2 separate regions of the Mus musculus genome follow, and region 2 is linked to region 1. The links are chromatin contacts, found by Hi-C or POLR2A ChIA-PET in ENCODE. All regions are on one chromosome and are shown on one strand. Each heading gives the region's core, a stretch centred on a gene start or an enhancer-like site at or near the end of the contact. The rest is flanking DNA. Distances are from core to core; before and after follow the strand shown.

Region 1 (3,084 bases), core at 235-2,734:
TAGATAGGTTATAGATAGATATCCAGCAGAGCCAGCCTTTTATGAGGCTGATAGGGATCCCAACGCGGAACCTCCTGCTTGTAAAACAAGTTCTGTATTCTCTGAGTATCTCCTCAGCCCATGATTGTTTCAAGTAAGAGGAGAGGCCTAATAAGATGTGTGACTCTACACTTTGTGTAAAGCTAGGGCAAGTCACTGTGGAAGGAGTGTTGGGTGAGGAGAAAAGATTGCCTTTCCAGAGGGATGGGGAATTCCAACGCTCAGGCCCACCCACTGGGACAACTGGCCCATAGAGAAAAGATGACCATAAGGGAGCTCCTTGGATAGAGGTGGGGCTGTGGAAAGTGGGAACACTCCCAAAATCTGGGGAGGGTGACGTCATCCCAGCCAAAGCCAATCAAAACACCCTCTTAGGCAGCCAGTGGAGGGCTTGCTGGGCCAGGAGCTGTGGAGACTTCTAGCAGTTGCCAAGAAAAAGGAAGAGCCTAGCTTGAGGCCTTGAGCCCTGGGAGGCCCCACCCTGGCAGGAGAAAGAGACTAGGAGGTGCCGGGCCAAGTGGTCCAAAGGTCCTATCTGAATTCTCCAGCAGAGCTCTGGCGAAGTCACAGAGGCAGTAGCCGAAGCAGCCGGAGAGGTTTACTTACCAGGATGATGCGGCCTCCAACCTCTTAGAAAAGACAAAAAGGCAGGACTGGTGGCACCGGCCTGACATATCACTACTTGGGAGACTGAACTAGGGAAACTGTGAGCTTGAGAAATGTGAGATTAGTGTTCCTTTAATCTAAGATGTTATATGGTTCCTCCTTTATCCCGGTGTTCGGAAGCTAATTGGACAACTGGACATGTGAACGGAGAATCTTTTTTTTGGGGTTTTTTTTTTTTTTTTTTTTTTTTTGGTTTTTCGAGACAGGGTTTCTCTGTATAGTCCTGGAACTCACTTTGTAGACCAGGCTGGCCTCGAACTCAGAAATCCGCCTGCCTCTGCTGGGATTAAAGGCGTGCGCCACCATGCCCGGCTGTGAACAGAGAATCTTGTGCTTCTTTACCTAAAGCATTGATGCTGAGCCTTATGGGTTGCATTCTGAATGAGTTATCTTGGGGTTCAATGCCTGTGGCCGCCCATACTTCCCTGGTGTCAGAAGAATTAGGAAAGTGTGATAGACCTGAAGGTAGACACACAAGGTTTCTGGGACAGTTTCAACGCTGGAAGGCAGGAATCTGAACAGCACAGGTCCCAGTGTGGGCGTGGCCTCTATTGGGTGACCTCAATGAAACCCTTCCTTCCCCAGTACAGCCACCAGCCACCAGTCCTCACTTTAAGGAGGTTGCACGACCAGGCGGGCGGAAGGCGGGCGGGGCGGGGGAAAGAGGAGGGCGGAGACGTCCTATTCCCTAGCTGCAGCTCTGGAAGCCCCAGCGGTCCCGAGGCGCTGACGTCAGCCCGAGGCGGCCCCAGGAGGTTTTCTACATGGCCCTTCCTCGCAGCGGTCACCCCCGGAAGGCAACGCTGGGCCCTGGGCCAAGTTCAGTCCCTGCATGCCTGCTTGGGAGCTTTCTTGTGTGCCTGCTCACACAGCCTGGAGGCAGGGTACGCTGGGTGCGCATCCCTCCCATCCCTCTCTATCCCCAAGATACCCTTCTTCTGCGCTTCCTTGAGCATTCGGAATGAAATGGGCCTTGTCTCTGTCCTCGGGCTGTGTCTCACTGGTCCCTGTCTCTTTTCGTCACAGTCTCTGAGCATCATCTGAGATTTATTTCTAAGTAATAAGAACAGAGCTCGACAACATGTCGCATAACTATGGAAAGACTTCGGGATCTCCCAACCCACACCTTTAATGGGGGTGTCCAGTGCAAGCAATTGCCCTCAGTGTTTCAACGGTGTATTGAACTCTGACAAGGACTATACTGTTATTTCTCCCATTTACCAGATGGGCTTTACCTGTGTGTAGTACCAGATGGGTCTATACCTGAGCTTCATTCCCAGCCTTCACTCTGAGAGGAGAAACAGACATTACCAACTTGTCTAAGGCCACACAGCTCTTAGGTGCAGAGCCTATGCTGACAGTCCCATCTTGTGACCTCAAAGCTGAATGCCTTATACCATAGGACACTTCTGAGGAGCATGTTCATTCCTCAAGGCCGGTCAGGAATGAAAGAGACCTGTGGTCACACATGTTGCCCAAGTACAGTTGAACTCTACGTGTGTCTAAGGTTCCCCAGGGGCTATTCAGCTTTGAGTACAAAATAACTGAAAAATATTAATGCTGATCTTTTTTTAAAAAAGTATGAACCTTTATTCATCTTTCATCACAGAATAAAAGGCGCTCACATGACATCTGCACTGTTTAAGTATTCAAGGTAATCTAGAGACGTTTTATTTATTTTTTGTTGGATATTTTCTTTATTTACATTTCAAATGTTATTCCTTTTCCTGGTCCCCACCCCAAACCCTCTATCCCATCTTCCCTCCCCCTGCTTCTATGAGGGTGTTCCTCCACCCACCCACCCACCCACCCACCCACCCACCTTCTCCCCCTCAGTTCCCATACACTGGGACATAGAGCCTTCATAGGACCAAGGGCCTCTCCTCCCATTGATGCATGACAAGGCCATCCTCTGCAACGTATGCAACTGGAGACATGTATACTCCTTTGTTGATGGCTTAGTTCCTGGGAGCTTTGGGGGTTCTGGTTGGTTGATATTGTTCTTCCTGTGGGGTTGCAAACCCCTTCAACTCCTTCGGTCCTTTCTCTAACTCGTCTATTGGGGACCCGGGTCTCCATCAGATGGTTGGCTGTGAGCATCCATCTCTGTATTTGTAAGGCTCTCACAGGGCCTCTCAGGAGACAGCCATATCAGGCTCCTTTCAGCATGCACTTCTTGGCATCTACAATAGTGTCTGGGTTTGGTGATTGTATATGGGATGGATCCCCAGGTGGGACAGTCTCTGGGTGGCCTATCCTTCAGTCTCTGCTCTACACTTTATCTCCATATTTGCTCCCGGGAGTATTTTGTTCTCCTTCTAAGAAGGACTCCAGCGGTGGGTGATCTAAGTGGAGGAAGTTCATCCGTTACATGCGCAT
Region 2 (3,082 bases), core at 407-2,906, 95 kb before region 1:
CCATGCGGCTCCCCGCTGCAGTGCCCGCCCGCGCCCCAGCCTTTTCATGGGGGTTTTCCGGCTCCGGGCGCCCCAAAGCCACCCGGGCCGCGCACAGCTTTCTGATGAGTCAGCAGCAGCCGGGAGCCTCGAGCCGCTGCGGGCATCTGCTCCGTGACGCATCGTGAGTCACGGGCGCCCCGGCAGCCGCAGCCCGCCAGCTTCGCTGCAGCGCCGTCCCTACGGCGCCCACCGGGCCGGGCGCCCGCACCCGCACCGTGCATCTCCTTGGCTTCCCCGGCGCGGCCGGGCTCCAGGCTGACATCAGACGCTGGCCGCCAGGCCACCCTCTGAGTCAACAGTTTCCGAAGCGCAGCTTGCTGCCAGGGGCGGGGGAGAGCACAGCCTCCCGGGGAGGCGCGGTCCTCACCAGTCCGGCTGCGGCGGAGGGCGGAGGTGGGAGGTGGGTGGGGACTAACGGGGCCTTTACCAGAAGTCATGAGGCCGAGGGAGAAGGGAGGGCCAATGTCACCCCGCGGGGTAGCTGGGCGCCTTGGAAGCCCGCTGCCCCGGGCCACAAGCTGCAGCCCGCCCTGGGTGGCGAGGCTAGATCCGCCCCGAGGGCGGGAGGAGAGGAAAGGCGGGTCCTTGCTGGGAAAGGCCCCAGGCCAAGTTTCTAGAAGCAGGAAATGGACTGCCCTGGGAGACCTCTCTCAGCCCTTGGGTGCCAGGGGACCACTAAGGCTGAGACTTGGCCTCCAGCCCTTTGCTGGGGTCAGCTTTGAATAAGGCCTACTGCTGGGGGCCTGGCCTTGCTTGTTTAGGATCATACCAGAAGGGCTGGGGCCTCACTCACCTTACTCTCCGTGGGTTGCAGACCCTGTAGTCAACTGGGGAGGTAGGGAGGCACCCTTCCTCAGCTAAAGGAGATGAATGTACAAAGATAAATCGTTTCCAGGCCCTGGTATTAGCTGGCAGGTGGCTTTCCTGTTAATCGGGGCAGTAATGCTATGATTGAAAGGCACGAAAAAGAAGAGAAGAATTATGGGAATATGTAAAAAAAAAAAAAAAAATCACTGGAGGACTTAATTCTTCATCCCAAAGCAAGTTTCCAAAAGCTGAGGATGTGGCTTGGTGGTAGAGTGTTTGCCTACTGCAGGTCTAGTTCTTAGGAGTGTGTGTGTGTGTGTGTGTGTGTGTGTGTGTGTGTGTGTGTGTGTGGGGAGTGGGGGGATGGATTAAACTTTCCACTGAAGCCCTACATTTGTAGAATAATCTGGCCTTCCAATGGGTAGCAAGGCTAGGCATGTCTGGGTGCTTTGAGCTGCCTCCGCGTCTGCCCAGTAGCCAATCAGAGAGGCGGCTCTGTGTCTGGGAGGCACAAGGAAAGCAAAACATGAGCTCTGGGGACAGAAGATGATGCTTCGTGGTAGAATACTTACCCAGAAGGCACAAGGCCTAACTCTTCTCCAGCCAGAAATGGAACAGTCAAGGAAAAACCATAAGAAACATGCACCTTCTGGAAGCTTCTCTAACTCCAGCAGTTTTCCCTTACCAGGGCAAACAGGAAGGCAGGGTGAGGAGGAGCCAGGACACGGAGGACAGCAAATGTCTACAGGCGCTTGGTTTTCTCCCCTAGACCCGCGCCTCTAAGATCCATCTGGGACCGGGATGAGTAAGACTGTGGGCCCCAGCGGGAGTTCATGCTGAGCCGCTTTCCTGGATTTCACTTGCTGTTTTTCTCAGAGCCACCACTTAATTAATGGTGCCAGTCTGGGGAGGGAGGTGTCTGTGTCTCCCCTTGTAGGCAGGAGCAGGACAACAGCTGGGCTTTCAGAACCAGTCTGGATCTGTCCTGGCAAAACGTCATTGATGTCTTGACAGGGACTGTGTGAGCTTCCCCTTGCCCTGGGAGACTTTCACCTAGACTTCAGGCAGGGTGCACCTACTGCGTTTGGGCAGCCTTTTCCCCAGTGTGCTTTTCAAGGGTGGGCGGCTCATTTCTGACAATCCAATCTAGTTGGAAATAGCATTGAACTAGACTTCTAGGAAGTGTTCCCCCACCCCCCATCCCCTACCCACCCTCCTCATCCTCCTCCTCCTCCTCCTCCTCCTCCTCCTCCTCCTCCTTCTTCTTCTTTTTTCCTGAAGAAGACTTAAGAATGGCAGCTCTTGGGAAACAAAGGTGTCTAATTTGCTGATCTGGGACCAGACGTGACATCAGAGGAAGAAATAGTGTCCAGAGATGGTCTGGAAAGTGGGAGGGGTCAAGGCCCTAGGTCGCCCTTCAGGGAACATCGTGGGCTGGATCACTGAGGGTTCGCTTTGGATCAAGTGTAGGTGTAAGAAAGACTGCACAACTTGTAGCTTCTGCATTATCCAGGCTCAGAGCCCAAGCTCTTTGGAAGCAGCTTCTCCCACTTCTGCCTTGGGCCCAGCCCAGGTGACACTTACCTACTCTGTGTAGAGCTGTTTGCTCCAGTAAGTTTGAATGGCCCTGAGACCTCCACATGACTCCTAACATGCCTGGCTTGCCCTGCTGTGTTTCATGTTCCGAGAAGAAAGAACTTCATCTGTGCAGCTCACTCTTGCCGGGCCTCCTGGAGGAAGTGAGTTAGCTGCCAGCTCTGGCCCCCTCTTGCCTGCAATCTGCCCTTGGAAGCATTCTTTGTTTCTGACAGAGCTTCCTCTTTGCTGTGACTGCTTACAAGACAACCTTATCTGGGCCTTTGAACCCCACCAACTCTTCCTTGTCTGATCAAACAGCCCAGCATTTTCCACTTCACCGTTGACCACAGTGACCAATCAAATCAGAGAGCTAGATGCTTACCTATGTAGTTGGATCCAGGGCAGGGAGCCAGTGCAATGTGGCTGCACCTCACCGATACTCAGCCCTTCAGGAGCATAGTGAGCCTGGCCCGCTGAGCTCACTAGCTGTGGTAAAGGGCCAGTGTAAGTCTACATCTTGAAAATGAAGGGAGGGTGGGGGTGCTACTAAATTTTAATTATAAGATTCCTGGGGCTAGGTTGTAGCTAACTAGGAAATCATGGGTTCAGCATATGCAAGACCCCATCACCCCTATTATTATTATTATTACTATCA

Evidence for each region. Hi-C counts contacts between places; a loop is a spot of excess contacts on that map. ChIA-PET counts read pairs that join two places held with the same protein, here RNA polymerase II (POLR2A).
Region 2: a loop to region 1 is called in a map of heart, with 9 times the contacts of the local background. The contact joins two enhancer-like sites. A Hi-C loop is called at or near these places in 17 of 37 maps with a recorded cell type or tissue (CH12.LX, Patski, T-helper 2 cell and 4 more). POLR2A ChIA-PET finds 5 or more read pairs at or near these places in 4 of 5 experiments (Patski and embryonic stem cell).

What each region holds. Positions count from the first base shown.
Region 1 is chr15:38,372,348-38,375,431 of GRCm38, reverse strand. No RefSeq gene overlaps it. Among named protein-coding and RNA genes, the nearest start is that of Gm41306, 7.8 kb to the right of the region's middle. Within about 2 kb of position 1,484, at least 3 of the 3 ENCODE cell types and tissues checked have a DNase peak (open chromatin) inside an H3K27ac peak, as active enhancers do; they include gastrocnemius, heart and left cerebral cortex, where a contact is called at or near this core.
Region 2 is chr15:38,467,999-38,471,080 of GRCm38, reverse strand. No RefSeq gene overlaps it. Among named protein-coding and RNA genes, the nearest start is that of Gm41308, 3.7 kb to the left of the region's middle. Within about 2 kb of position 1,656, at least 3 of the 3 ENCODE cell types and tissues checked have a DNase peak (open chromatin) inside an H3K27ac peak, as active enhancers do; they include gastrocnemius, heart and left cerebral cortex, where a contact is called at or near this core.